Regions from separate parts of the Homo sapiens genome. Here regions 2, 3, 4 and 5 are each linked to region 1. A link is a contact called in ENCODE Hi-C or POLR2A ChIA-PET data. All regions are on one chromosome and are shown on one strand. The core of a region is the stretch at or near the end of the contact, and the rest is flanking DNA. Distances in the headings are between cores, read along the strand shown.

Evidence for each region. Hi-C counts contacts between places; a loop is a spot of excess contacts on that map. ChIA-PET counts read pairs that join two places held with the same protein, here RNA polymerase II (POLR2A). Pooled maps may share reads with other maps.
Region 2: a loop to region 1 is called in a map of naive thymus-derived CD4-positive, alpha-beta T cell, with 14 times the contacts of the local background. The contact joins the promoter of MAP3K4 here to the promoter of WTAP in region 1. A Hi-C loop is called at or near these places in 1 of 168 maps with a recorded cell type or tissue (naive thymus-derived CD4-positive, alpha-beta T cell), 1 of 37 single-sample maps with no recorded cell type and 10 of 50 pooled maps. POLR2A ChIA-PET finds 5 or more read pairs at or near these places in 1 of 52 experiments (endothelial cell of umbilical vein).
Region 3: a loop to region 1 is called in a map with no recorded cell type, with 4 times the contacts of the local background. The contact joins the enhancer-like site here to the promoter of WTAP in region 1. A Hi-C loop is called at or near these places in 3 of 37 single-sample maps with no recorded cell type and 2 of 50 pooled maps.
Region 4: a map with no recorded cell type shows a loop between it and region 1 (8-fold over the local background). The contact joins the promoter of SNX9 here to the promoter of WTAP in region 1. A Hi-C loop is called at or near these places in 2 of 37 single-sample maps with no recorded cell type and 2 of 50 pooled maps.
Region 5: a loop to region 1 is called in a map with no recorded cell type, with 16 times the contacts of the local background. The contact joins the enhancer-like site here to the promoter of WTAP in region 1. A Hi-C loop is called at or near these places in 1 of 37 single-sample maps with no recorded cell type and 2 of 50 pooled maps. POLR2A ChIA-PET finds 5 or more read pairs at or near these places in 1 of 52 experiments (activated B cell).

Annotation. Positions count from the first base shown.
Region 1 is chr6:159,726,074-159,728,773 of GRCh38, reverse strand. It overlaps WTAP (WT1 associated protein), which reads right to left and starts at 1,268. Exons shown (of 8, transcript NM_001270531.2): 1 at 1,071-1,268. It also overlaps a transcript of SOD2 not described here. RefSeq lists a silencer at 850-1,399 and enhancers at 862-1,459, 1,410-1,539, 1,890-1,979, 1,460-2,057.
Region 2 is chr6:160,990,410-160,993,109 of GRCh38, reverse strand. MAP3K4 (mitogen-activated protein kinase kinase kinase 4) reads right to left here and starts at 1,341. Exons shown (of 27, transcript NM_005922.4): 1 at 1,027-1,341. The coding sequence starts at 1,178. MAP3K4-AS1 (MAP3K4 antisense RNA 1) reads left to right here and starts at 768. Exons shown (of 1, transcript NR_174962.1): 1 at 768-2,700. RefSeq lists silencers at 536-665, 579-873, 1,336-1,665 and enhancers at 934-1,803, 1,756-1,825, 1,846-1,905.
Region 3 is chr6:161,028,255-161,030,990 of GRCh38, reverse strand. All of the region lies in intron 1 of MAP3K4 (mitogen-activated protein kinase kinase kinase 4), which reads right to left. Among named protein-coding and RNA genes, the nearest start is that of MAP3K4-AS1, 37 kb to the right of the region's middle. RefSeq lists an enhancer at 1,480-1,579. Within about 2 kb of position 1,295, at least 2 of the 41 ENCODE cell types and tissues checked have a DNase peak (open chromatin) inside an H3K27ac peak, as active enhancers do.
Region 4 is chr6:157,821,904-157,824,603 of GRCh38, reverse strand. SNX9 (sorting nexin 9) reads right to left here and starts at 1,358. Exons shown (of 18, transcript NM_016224.5): 1 at 1,158-1,358. The coding sequence starts at 1,169. RefSeq lists an enhancer at 530-579 and a silencer at 1,230-1,549.
Region 5 is chr6:160,741,012-160,743,815 of GRCh38, reverse strand. It overlaps PLG (plasminogen), which reads right to left. Exons shown (of 19, transcript NM_000301.5): 17 at 2,399-2,505. Among named protein-coding and RNA genes, the nearest start is that of PLG, 40 kb to the right of the region's middle. RefSeq lists an enhancer at 1,389-1,458. Within about 2 kb of position 1,480, at least 2 of the 41 ENCODE cell types and tissues checked have a DNase peak (open chromatin) inside an H3K27ac peak, as active enhancers do.

The DNA of each region.
Region 1 (2,700 bases), core at 19-2,518:
TCAACCTTATCACAAGCCAGCTTTGCGGACTGCAATCTTTCCCCGACTTGGCTAATCAGATGCTACTTGAATGAATTAAAATGTATCCATCTTGAAAAGATTTTTCGCTCATAGTTTTAAATTACGGTTTTAAATGTCCACAACATGTTTATCTATCGTAGAAAACTTAATGGTCAAAATTTTAAAATCCAAAAAACGAGAACTTGCGATGGATCTATGACGTCCACTTATCTTCCGAAGCAATGGAATTAACTAAAACTAGATAAAATAGGCACAAATACAACTTCCAATTGTAACATACTCATAGAAGTATTTCCCTACCAGACTAAATAATAGTTTTTTTGTTTTGTTTTGTTTTTTTTACATAATCACAGTTATGCTAGTCCTTGATAATGTTAAGCTAATCCTTTGGGATCAAACAACCAAGTGACTTTCTTATCAAAACAAGAACTCGGGCTTTTCCATTACGTGTACACAGACTTATGAAAAACGGTGAAAAAAAAATCTAGTAACTGTCTCACAGGGATCCAAGGTAAGACTTGGATTTCACAAAAATCTGCAATAATTCAGTTTCTTTCCTCAGAATGCTTATACTCATTTAAAAATGGAAGTCTACAAGAGAACGTAGTAACATCCTACTGCGTGACATGAAATGTAGGGAACGAATGTTTCTTTTTTTCCTTGCTGAACTCGTTAGTGCCGCCAGGTCCTCAGGAGAGGCCCAAGGGAGGTGAAGGGGGCGACCCCGAGGCGAGGAAAAAACGAGCGCCGCCGCTCAGCCCGGGGAGGGCATCCTCCGGCCTCCGTGAGTGGCCGGTCTCTCCGGCCGCCAGAGCACCCCTCTCAACCCGGGCCTTGGGGACGGAGGACAGAGATAAAATGGCCTCGAAGCGGCGGAAGTGTTCCCCGCAGGCGGGAAGGTAGAGCGGCTCACGAGAGACCGGTGCCGCACCAGGCCCGTGTGGCCTTTCGGGCCCTGCCCGCCCCTTACCCGCCGGGGGCGGCTGCGCATCAGCCCTCAGGCCCCGGAGGTCCCCCGCGTCCGCTCCCGCCAGCCGGCCCGCGCCTACCTCTCCAGGCAGAAGCCGCGCCGGCGCCACCGGTCGCATAGGCCGAGGCCGCGCTGCTTGCCCTGCCGCCCGGGCCCCCCGGGCCACCGCGCAGCCGGACAGCTCTGCCGCCGGCCCCGCCGCGCTCCTAGTCCCGCCGCAACCCCTGCGCTCCCCTTTATTTGTGGGTCTCGCTGCCACAAAATGGCGCTGAGGGAGGAAACCAGGCCCCGCCGCCCGGCCCCGCCCCGCCGCACGGCTCCGCTCCGCCCTGCCCCGCCCCACAGCCGGTCCGAACGCGCCGCAGGCCAGCGCCACTGCCTCCCGCCTCCCGCCTCCCGCCTCCCGCCAGCCTCCCCGCTCCGCCATGTTCGCCTTCTGGCCCACTCACAGGAGAGTCGCCTTTCAGGCGTGGCCGCAGTCACTCGCCCGCCGCCGAACCCCGCCAGGAGAGGAAAGGTGAAGGGAGGGAGGCCGTCGGCCTAGCCCGATCGGGGCCTCGAGGCACAATGGAGCAGCTGCTCCCCGGTAACACTCCCCGTCCTTTCCCAGGAGCCTGGCGCGAGCTCCGCGGGCCCCGGAGCTCAGCAAGCTCAGTAAGGGAAGCGGCCGAGGGGAGGGGCGGGCCAGCGAGGTCGGAGGTCAGCCCCAGGGCATCACGGGAAGGGAAGGTGGAAGTACTCGCCGGGGCCACCTGCGGCTGCGGGGCTGCCTCGTGCGGAGGGATCTGGGCGAAGGCGGCGCGTGATTGGCCGCTCTGTGTTCGTGACGCTCATCCGTGATGCTTCCGCGTGTCGGAGGACCAGGTGCCACCTCAAGAGAGAGGCCGTGGGCGGCGAGCCGCGGGCGTTTACTCTTAGCAGAAGCTCACCTGTAAGTTTTGAGAACTTAGAAACCGATGCCTTCCCTCTCATCAGTCGTGAGGCGCAGTCTCCTGGCCGCTGGGTTCGTTCCTCCTTGACATCTCTGGAGACGCATCGAGGAGCTATTGTTCTCTGGCGTCGGAGGTTGCGCTGTGTCCGCGGCGTTGAGGGCCCCTTGCTAACTGGAACACGGGGAAGGCGGCCCTGTGAGGTTTAGTGAACTCAATCAAAGAGGTCCTGCAAGTGGAGTAGACTCCCTGAAGTAAGACTGCCATCTGGACCGCCGAGTAATGGCGGTGTTACCTGGAGAACGTGAAACAGTCTCTAAACACTTACTAGAAGAGCACGTAATTCTTTTGATTGGTCTGTCCTTAGCCGGCTTTATCAAACCTGTTCATCCCCAAAGGAGTGTCTTGTAGTAAGGTGATTTATTAGGATAAGATTAAAGTACATTCCAGATGGTCGTAGTATATTTCCAGTGAATCAGATCGGTCTGGAGAAAATCTTTGCAACTCGTATCACAAGAGCTCTCAAAAATTGAAAACAAAAAGTGCAAAAGCCAAAGGAGAAAATGGGGAAGGACATGAACAGATGATTCTCAGAAAAAATACCGTAATGGTCTTTAAACATAGAAAGTCGCTCCACCTCACTTACAATGGAAATACACGTTGAAATTACCTTTCCTGGTGGGAGTGGAAAAATGGTTCAAGTTCCACGGAGTACAAAATTACTTGTGTTTATTCTTATACCTTGCAGTTATACTTCTAACCCTAACCTTATTCTGAAGG
Region 2 (2,700 bases), core at 92-2,591, 1.3 Mb before region 1:
ATATGGCTCCTGTGTTCAGTTCTAACTACAGTTACAGGTGTGAATTTTCTTTAAGCAGGAAAAAGAGGACACTTTACTGCCTTATTCCTAGAACCATAGAGCAAGACCATAAGATGCCAAGAGGAGCTGCCGAGGTATTTTCATTACAGGGGACAGGGGGCAGCAGTTTGCAAGTTTACTCTGGGATGCAAAGGACAGGGAGTAAGAGGACATTTGAACATACAAACATAGGCACGTAAAAAGAGGGAAATTCTCAGTTATGGTGAGTTTGTTCTCTCAATTAAAAAAAAAATAAAGACATAAAAATAAGTTAATAGAGTATGGAAGAAAAAGCAACAAATGCTTTGGTTACCGAAGTTCCACCTTAGAGCTTCCTGCAGTAGCAAAGTTTTAGACAAATGAATCCTTACTTTTGTGCACGTGTGAGCAACAATCTGCACAATACTAGCACTAAAGGACAGTAAGGGGCCCTCAGAACAGGAAAGCAACGTATCTGTCTGCATAGTCTAAGTGCAATTTCTCACGGAAGAGATGACAGGCATTCTCTGGAGCGGGCAAAAGGAGAGGAGGAGGAGAACGCGGGGAAATAGCCAGTACGCACTCGATTTCCGAATGTCTCTTTTACTCGAATGAGGGCAGAGGGGAGGGACCACTTTCGTTCAGTAATGATGAGAGGCACTTCAGTGAGGCCACTCTTCCGAAGCTAGCGGCAGGGGAGGCAGCCGCACTCTGCTCCCAGCCCCCGCAACGTTGAGGGTGAGCTGGGGGAGTCTACAAGGGAAGGGGAGCCGGCAACACGCTCGAGCGGAACCCTGCGGAGCTGCAACCCCGGGAGGAGTCGCCGGACAGACTCAGACGCGGTCCCCTGGGACCCAGGGATGCACCGCGCCCCTCCCGCCCCAGCCTGCAGAGACTGGATGCTTCCCTCCCCACCTGGCGGGAAGCAGAGGCCCTCGGGCCCGACCGAGTTCGGGCCAGGACCCGCCCCGCTTTCTGCGAGCGACCGACTGCGGCCGCCACACTCACCTCGCCGCCAAGCAGCACTCGGGTTCTGACTCGGTCTCGGGTTCCGGTGGCGGTGGTGGCGGCGGCGGCGGTGGCGGCGGCTCCTCCATGGCGGCGGCAGGCGTGACGGCAAAGGCGGGAGGAGGGACCAGCGCGGCAGCGGCTTCTCTCATCCGTGCACGGAGCCCCGCATGGCCGCGGCGGGCAGTAAGCTGCAGCCTGGCGCGGGGCACCGGAGCCCCGAAGTGCGGGAGTGACTCGACTCCGCCTCCGCCTCTACCCCGCCGCAGGAGCCGTGCGCGCCGCGGCCATCTTGGAAACGGCGACCGGCCGAGCGCCGGGGCTACGGTGGGCGGCGAGGGACAAGCCTCCCAGATCGGCGGCGGTGGCGGCGGCGGCGGCGGGCGCCGGAATGCGACCGGACGGGGGCGGAGACGGCGGCAGGGAGGGGCGGGGAGCGCCGTCAAGTGTCGGCGCGATTCGGTCCTGGAGCCGGGTCTCGCCAGCTCGCCCGGTGTCGCCCCGGCCGGTGGCAGTGGGGGACTGTGGAGCGGAGCCGGGCTGTGCAGCGGGCTGGGAGCTCGAGGCTTCCCAGGCGGTCGTCGGTCTGGGAGGGACGCTGGGTAGGGCCGATGAGCGGGGCGGGCGCGACGCTATGAGCCCGGCCGGAGTCGCCGCCCAGGGACCTGCCACCCGGATCCCACCTTCCAGGAGGACGGACGTCACCCAGACGCTCGCAACTCCGGTCTCTTGACAGCGCAGCCTTCCACAGGCTCGAATTTTTAAGACTTGACATAAAGTCTCCGGAATTCCAGATTATTAAAGTGACCCCCTCATTTCAACCCGGCAAAACTTCTCACCCCAGTGTCATAAGATTCGATAGCGATCTCCCAGAAACTTGGACTGGAATGCTCCTACACTGAGGGGATGGGGGGAAGAAGAAATGCTAAAGATTATTTCAGAGTTACAGAAATCCTGTTGAAATTCCAATGCATCGTTTACTCTTAGCGCTGGGGCTTCACAGTTTTTTTTTAAGTTGGAAATATTTACAAAATTTCCCATAGGGTGAAATCCAGAGTTAATCCAAAACCAGAATCTTTTAAAATTAAGTACATTCAAATGTGCAGATTTCTTAAACCTCATTTAGTTGAGCTTTGATAGGTGAAACGCACGTTTTGAACAACTCTGGTAACAAAGAAAAACATTAAATTGATTATAGGTATGTTATATTTAAAGACCAGTTGTGAAATTAGCTATATTGTGCTCAAAGTATGTTACTGACATTTCTCCGTCGTTAAAAGGAACTGCTCCATTCTAGTTTTTTATAATAGTCTGTATTATGTATATAGCCTGATAGTGCTGAATTTCTGAATTGACCTTCATCTTATTTACTCAATAATATTCATTTGACAAATACTTATTAAGTGCATATATGTGTCAGGAACTGTACTAGATGCTGAGGATATAGCAGTAAGCGCAACAGACCAAGCTAACAGCTTAGTAAAGGGTGAGGTAAAACAAAACAAAAAAGTATTCAAAAAAATAAACTAATTTTTATCTTAATTTAAAAAATTACAAATTTTTAAAAATCACAAATTGGTATCCATGTATAATTCATTTCCGTGCATTTTCTTGTGTGAAGAAAGCTCAGTAAAAGTATTTCTTAGGTTTCTGTAATTCTAGTTCTCTACTCGA
Region 3 (2,736 bases), core at 46-2,545, 1.3 Mb before region 1:
AACGAGTTAGGAAAATGTCATATGGTACTACCAGCCACTATACTTATAATTCGTAATTAAAATGAATTTAATATTTTCTTAGGATTTACTTAATGCAGTCAACATGGTATTCTCACTTGTTGGAAAAGATACTGGTTTACATTCCATCCAAGCAACTTAGTAACACCTACATGTCAGAACAAAATCCAACAGTATTTAAAGAAACTTTCTTTTAAAAAGAGTCTAGCACCTAATAAATAACATTCACAACGTTTTCCATCCTATCAAAAAATTACCAGCCAAGTGCAATGGCTCATGTCTGTAATCCCAGCACCTGGGGAGGCTGAGGTGGGCAAATTGCTTGTGCTCAGGAGTTTGAGACCAGCCTGGACAACATGGCAAAACCCCATCTCTACAAAAAATACAAAAAATTAACCAGGTGTGGTGGCATGCACCTGTGGTCCCAGCTACTCAAGGAGACGGAGGCGAGAGGATCACTTGAGCTGGCACCACTGCACTCCAGCCTGGGTGACAAAGCAAGACCCTGTCTCAATCAAACAAACAAACAAACAAACAAAAATACCAAAGAAAAAAATATATGATCCAAACCAGGAGAAAAACCCAAAGAAACAGACCAGAAATGACTCAAGTAGACATTATAATGATAAAAAATATATCTGAAATATGGGTTTAACAGCAGACCAGACACAGCAGAAAAACATCAGTGAACTTGAAGACACAGCAACAGAAACTATTGAAAATGAATCAGAGAGAAAAAGATTGGGAGAAATAAAAAAACAGGGTACCAGTGCCCTGTGTGACAGTATCAAGCAGTTTAACCATGTGTTACTGGAGTCCAAAACTAGAGAAGGGAGGCACAGAAACAAATCTCTGAAGAAGGGCTGAAAATTTTTCAAATCTGGAGAAAACCATAAGCTCGCAGATCCAACAAACTCTGAGCTAAAGAACTATAAAGAAAACTCCCAGTCTGTTGTTATGTACATCATAACCAAATTGCTGAAAACCAATGACGAAGAGAAGAATATTAAAAGCAGCCAGAGAAAACTTAGTTTGAGGGCCTTAGCTTAGAAGTAACATATTAATAGGAGGGAAAGAAATCAAGCAAAGTTTTATTCTTTTTTCTTTAAAACAAACAAACAAACAAACAAAACACTTATACACAAAATCCAGAAAAATACTAGTGGTAAGTTCAAAAGAACTTGCATCATTTCAATTAACTAACCGTAAGCATCCAAAACCTCATTTTGTAATCGTTCATGTGAGATGAGCTAATGTGGTCAGCCGACCAGTTCAGAATGTTTACATGTATACCAATGATTTGGGATGAGCAAAGTAGTACAAGGTCTACATCAGCTGCCCTGAAACATTTGTCTTACTTGTGTTTAATAACATGCAAATGTGAAATGTCTTTCTGGTACTAAACTTCTGACAGTCACGTAAAACATTTCACTCTTTTACCATAAAACCCTGCTAAAGTACTATTATTACACTACAGTCTGGTCTAGGCAAAGTATGTCTTGAACTCAACCCAAGGGAGTTTGGTGTAGGTTTTAGAGGAAAAATGTGTGAAAAGAAAACAAAACAAAAATTCAAGTTACTTAGGGTTAAATAGTTCTGCTCTGACATATTAGGTAAACCACAATGGTGCCTGAAATAGCTATCTGTAAAATGATGAAGTCGGATTAGATGAGTCTGAAAACATCTGTGGTTCTGCAAAAGCCACCCCTGCCCCCCAACACCACCCCCGCCAAAAAAACCCAAAACACTTCATTTAGCGACATCCTTCGAAATAAATGGATATTTTAACCACTTGTGAAGTATAATATTCATCTGTATGAAGTTCTCTCATCCACCTCCACCTATTCTCTATTAGGTAATAAGTATTAGGGAGATTTCTGCTATTGGGGGAAAGAGAGGAGGGACATAGGCAGAAGGGATAGATTTTCTAGGTTTCCTTTTTCTTTAAACAATGTGTATAGCTTGCTTGGCCTGAAGTATTAATCAAAGGGAGCTAAGCTCAGTTTGAGGTTGTATGTTTGGTTCATACTACAAGAGCCAATTTATTAATAAGTTATCCATATTACACGAGTCAATTTATCAATGTTAGTTATCTTTATCATCAATCTACAGCTGAACATTTATCAGCTCACCTCCAGGTGAACGGTCAAACCTCGAGCTTATCCAACATGTACTATCTAACTTTTGCACTGTTTCAGAGCATAGGGTCTTTACAAACCTAACTAATCTTGCTTATTTTTCAAGATAGACATTTAGACTTGTTTTTTAATGAAAATTCATCTTTTTAAAACAAATGTAGATTTAAAAAAAAAAAGATTTCCTATGGAAATGAATAAGAAGCTATCTCCCCAACAATTACTGAAGAGCAGGAGCCTGTCATCCTTACCACTGCTTCTCCGGTGTCTAGAACAGTGGCTGGTGCAGATTATGTGTTCAAAACTACTTGCTGATTGAATAAACAAATCAAGTAAGTTTATCTTCTATACTTTGGATTTAATCATTATCCAAATCCTTTTAAAATACAATAACATTTCACTATTTTTAAAATATATTTTTTAAAGGCTACAAGAATGAAGGATTGTTGATTTTTGCCAATAATGAAATCCCTACGCCCCCACACTTACTAGTAAGAATACAAGTTTTAATCAAATTATTGTTTTCTTGTAAACACTTTAATTTAGAAGTCTTATCCAATGCCACTGGAACTTGTGCTTGGAC
Region 4 (2,700 bases), core at 109-2,608, 1.9 Mb after region 1:
ATGCTGATCTTTCAAAGAGATTTCACATTTCTTACCATTTTCTACCTTAACACTCCACAAAAAAAGCAAACACCTATCGAAAAATAAAAAATAACGTTTCTAGCAACCCAAAAGTAGCTCAGAGATCTCAAAAACAAATAGACAAAGGGGTGCTGATGCTAACAAAGTGACATTACAAAAACTAAGTGCAAAAGTAAACCCACTCCTCACAGTGTATCACAGATCAGTTAATGGCTCAGGTATAGAGCCTCCTCCCCCAGGTCCTCCCTTCCGTGACCGTGACTTCCCCAGTGGCTATTCTACATCAAGTAACTACTGAAAACGCCCAAGGAAAAGGAGCGGGGGAGGGTGGCTTTTGAAAATTCAGGTAGCCAAGAGTGACTGCTAATTTCATAAACAATAACGTAAAACAAGCAAACCACCGCTCCTAGCCAATGACGAAGCAGGAGTCAAAGTTCCACCACGTAATTCGGGCCTGGGCCTTTTTTCAGGCAAACACGTAATCGAAAGCACAGTCATTTCCCTCTTGATATTTTATTCATGCCGGCAATGCCATTCACAATGAAAAGGTAGCAAAACAAAAGAAAAAAATAACAGCAGCGAAGGCAAAGGGGCGCGGGGCGTCCCAGCCTCGGTCCCTCCCCGGCCGCGAGCCCCCGCAGGCCGGGACGGGAAGCGCCGCGTCCTCTCCGCCGAGGTCTCGACCCCCACCCGCCCCGCGGGGGCGAGGGTCCCCCAGGCGGCAGCGGGAGGGGACGTGGGGGCGGCGGGGACGCCGGACGCCACAGAGCGCCAGTCGCCTCGGGGGCCTCCCCGGGCTGCGGGAAGTTTCCGTCCCGCGGCCCCTCCCGGCGAGCCCGCCGCAGCCCACGCTCAGGTGCAAACTTCCCAAACCTCGCTGCGCCCGGGGTCCCAACCCGCGCCCAGACCCGACGCCGTCCCCCGGTGCGATCCTGGTGGTCTGTCTGCACTGCCCGCCGCACCCATGCCCAGAAGGGACTGGCTGGGCCGCGGACCCGCCCGGGGACTCCACCGAGGAAGCGGAGTGGCCCCTCGACCACCCCTGGCCCCGACCCTCCCCGCGGCCCCGGCCCCGACCCTCTCCGCGCCGCCCCGGGCCTGAGCGACCGGCCCGGCCTGCGCCGCGCGCCCCTCACCTTGGTGGCCATGGCGGGCGGGTCCCCCGGCCCGGGACGGCCGGCTCGTCTCCCGCGCCGCGGATGGTGATTCTGAGCCGCGCAGGCAAAGGCAAGGGCGAGGGCGGCGGCTCCGGCTGGGCCCCGGCGCGGCGGCCGCTCCTCCGCCTCGGCCCCGAGTCTCGACGCTCAGGCCCAGCCGCTGGGCGCTCGGCTACTCCCGCGCCGCACGCTCCTGCAGTTCCTGAAAGTCCCCGGCTGCGCGGCCCCCGCCCCTGTCGGCCGAGCCTCCCATTTACCGCGGCGCGCGCGACGCCCGCCGGAAGCGCGCCCTGGGCCCTCGGCCGCGGCCCGGCCTCCTCGCCTCCTGGCCGCCCCCGCGCCGCGCCGCCGCCCCGGGCAGTCACCGCCGCCGCCGCCGCCGCCGCCCCCGGGCGCCCTTGGTCGAGGCTGGGAGCGGCGTCCCGCGCAGCGGCGGGGTCCGGACGGGCGCCCCAGGCCATGGCCCGCAACCCTGCGTGGCCGCCCCAGGGGAAGCGATCCGCGGCCCACAGAGCCGCTCGGGGTAGCCGAACCCCGACTCCGGTTCACGCTCGGCCGGCGCCGCACGCCGTGGCTCGGCGCTTTCCGTGCATGAGGCGGGAGGGGGCGGCAGGAACTCTCGACGCCCCGGGCAGACAGGAGCCCCGCAACCCCGCTGTCTTTGCCCCACGCCTGGGGTGTTGCGGGGTCGCCGTGCCCTTGGCCGAGTACCCTGAGTACCACATAAACAGCTGGGAAGGAGCGGAGCGATGGCTTCCTGGGCCTCTTCCTCCTGCCCGGAGGCTCCCTCAGGCCGGGGTCCTGGCTTGAAGCCCCTGGGACGGGACGGTGGGGGGTTTCGTTCTGTGACGCCCCGTTAACCTCATTCTGGAATCTTGATAAGCTTAAAAATACCGGAGGGCCCGAGAGGTTTGGGGGACAACAGGCTCTCTGAAGTGGAAACGAGGTCTCTAAAATTTTCCATCTTTCTGTCAGTGTTTCTTTCCAGAGTTGGAGATATATATATGGGTGTTATGAATAAACGAATGACTTGAATTGAGCAGCAAGATTTTTCACTCAAGGACAAAACACGACTGGAAGATGTGTCTTAATTGGCATACTAGTGGAGTGCTTTTTTATTATTATGAGGGATATATTTGTAAGAAGAGACAACTATCAAATGTAAATCTCTGGTGTTTAATGTCAAGTTTGTGTCTTCTTAAATACATTCTATTTGACCTGAGATTTCACTAGTTATATTCAATAATGGGGTTTAAAATAGATACGGTATTGCAGAATTTTCTGTGAATTTTTGTGTTTGTTGAGCTCATGGTTAAGCTATAGTCATCATAATATGCATAAATAGTTGTCTTTCTCCGTAAAAAAAAATATTGGGAGGCCAACATTCATTGACGGCCTGCTTGCTGTATACTAGGCTTCCACATCCCCATCTCATTTAATCCTTATAAGAAACATTTGAGAAACTCATTATTGTCCACTGTTTACAAAGAAGAGCGACTCAGGGATCACTTAAATAACTTGC
Region 5 (2,804 bases), core at 231-2,730, 1.0 Mb before region 1:
ATAAGAGACAGCTATGACAAGTCCACAGCCAACATCATACTAAATGGGCAAAAGCTGGAAGCATTCCCCTTGAAAACTGGCACAAGATAAGGATGCCCTCTTTCACCACTCCTATTCAACATAGTATTGGAAGCCCTGGTCAGAGCAATCAGGCAAGAGAAAGAAATAAAGGGCATCCAGATAGGAAGAGAGGAAATCAAACGATCCCTGTTGGCAGATGACATGACTCTATGTCTAGAAAACCCCATAGTCTCAGCCCAAAAGCTCCTTCAGCTGATAATCAACTCCAGCAAAGTTTCAGGATATAAAATCAATGTACAAAAATCACTAGCATCCCTTTACACCAACAACAGCCAAGCCCAGAGGCAAATCAGGAACACAGTCCCATTCACAAATGCCACAAAAAGAATAAAATATGTAAGAATACAGCTAACCAGAGAGGTAAAGATCTCTACAATAAGAATTACAAAACACTGCTCAAAGAAATCAGAGATGACACAAATGAATGGAAAAACATCCCATGCTCATGGATTGGAAGAATCAATATCATTAAAATGGCCATACTGCCCAAAGTAATTTACAGATTCATTGCTATTCCTATCAAACTGCCAATGATATTCTTCACAGCACTATTAAAAAACTACTTCAAAAATTTATATATAACCAAAAAGGAGCCAGAATAGCCAAGGCAATCCTAAACAAAAAGAACAAAGCTGGAGACATCACATTACCTGGCTTCAAACTATACTTCAGGGCTACAGTAACAAAAACAGCATGGTACTGGTAAAAAAAAAAAAAAAAAAAGACACGTAGACCAGTGGAACAGAATAGAGAGCCCAGAAATAAGGCCACACACCTACAGACATCTGATTTTTAACAAAGCTGACAAAAACAAGCAATGGGAAAATAACTCCCTATTCAATAAATGGTGCTGGGGTAACTGGCTAGCCATATGTAGAAGATGGAAACTGGACCCCTTTCCTTACACCATATACAGAAATCAACTCAAGATGGATTAAAGACTTAAATGTAAAATCCAAAAGTACAAAAATCCTGGAAGACAACCTAGGTAACACCATCCTGGACATAGGAACGGGCAAAAATTTCATGAAGATGCCAAAAGCAATCTCAACAAAGGCAAAAATTGACAAATGGGATCTAATTAAACTTAAGAGCTTCTGGACAGAAAAAGAAACTCTCAAGGGAGTAAAGGGAAAACCTAGAGAACAGGAGAAAATATTTGCAAACTATGCACCTGAAAAAGGTCTAATATCCAGCATCTATGAGGAACTTAAACAAATTTACAAGAAAAAAAAAACCCCATTAAAAAATGGACAGGGGACACTAACACACTTTTCTAAAGAAGACATGCCTGTGGCCAACAAACATATGAAAAAAAGCTCAATATCACTGATCGTTAGAGAAATGCAAATCAAAACCACAATGAAAAATCATCTCACACCAGCCAGAATGGCTTCCTAAAAAGTCAAAAAATAACAGATGCTGGCAAGGTTGCAGAGAAAAGAGAACACTAACAGCTGGTGGGACTGTAAATTAGTTCATCCACTGTAGAAAGCAGTATGGTGATTCTCAAAGAGCTAAAAGCAGAACTAACTTTCAACCCAGCAATCCTACTACTGGCGATATACCTAGAGGAATATAAATCATTCTACCCTAAAGACACATGCACATGAATGTTCATTGCAGCACTATTCACAGTAGCAAAGACATGGAATCACCTATATGACCATCAATGACACATTGGATGAAGAATATGTGGTACATATACACCATGGAATACTGTTTAGCCATAAGAAAGAATGAGGTAATATCTTTTACAGGAACATGAATGGAGCTGGAGGCCGTTATTCTTAGAAAACTAACACAGGAACAGAAAACCAAATACCACATGTTCACAGTTATAAGTGGGAGCTAAGTGATGAGAACTCATGGACACAAAGAAGAGAGCAACAGACACTGGGGCCTACTTGAGGGAGAAGAGTGGGAGGAGGGAGAGGAGCAGGAAATACTAAGAATTGGGTACTAGGGTTAGTACCTAGGTGACAAAATAATCTGCATGACAAACCACTGTTTACATATACAAGAAACTTGCACATGTACCCCTGAACCTAAAATAAAAGTTAAAAATTAATTAATTGAAATAAAAATGTTCTGAAAACAGAGAGAGAGAGAGAGACTCAAAGACACAGTTTTCCTCCCTTTGATCATGTGCCTTGAAGACTGATTAAGACATAGACAGGTGCCCAGGCAAAATCAGGAGTGGGGTGGACCACATTCATGGATAGGAATTTGCACAGCTTTCTCCAAAATGATCATTTTGTCACATGGACTGTAGGTCAAAACCAATTCGTTATGTGGGCAATGGAATTTATCTCACCTTGGGTTTCTCCCCAGCCAGTGATGAAACATTCGGTCCGGTCAGCGACCACATAATTTGGGGATGGCAGACAAGCTGGGATTACTTTGTCAGTGATGACGGCAGGACTGAAAGAAAAGCATCAGCAGTTATGTTTGACTGCTCTGCTCGCAGCTGCAGTACCCACAACCAGTCATCCCTGTCTTGAGGCCCCAGAGCCCTCTGAACTGGCACTGCCTTGCTTCACTGACACAGAGCAACGTAGAACACAGAGTTTCACCCTCACATTTGCCTGTGGTTGTCTATGGACTATGCAGATGTAAGGTTTCATTTGAAAGGCATCAGTTGCATGCAAGATACTGCTGGTGGCCTTCACCTTTGAAAGTAGGGATGACAAAGGCGCACTTCTCATGTATATTCTGTGCAC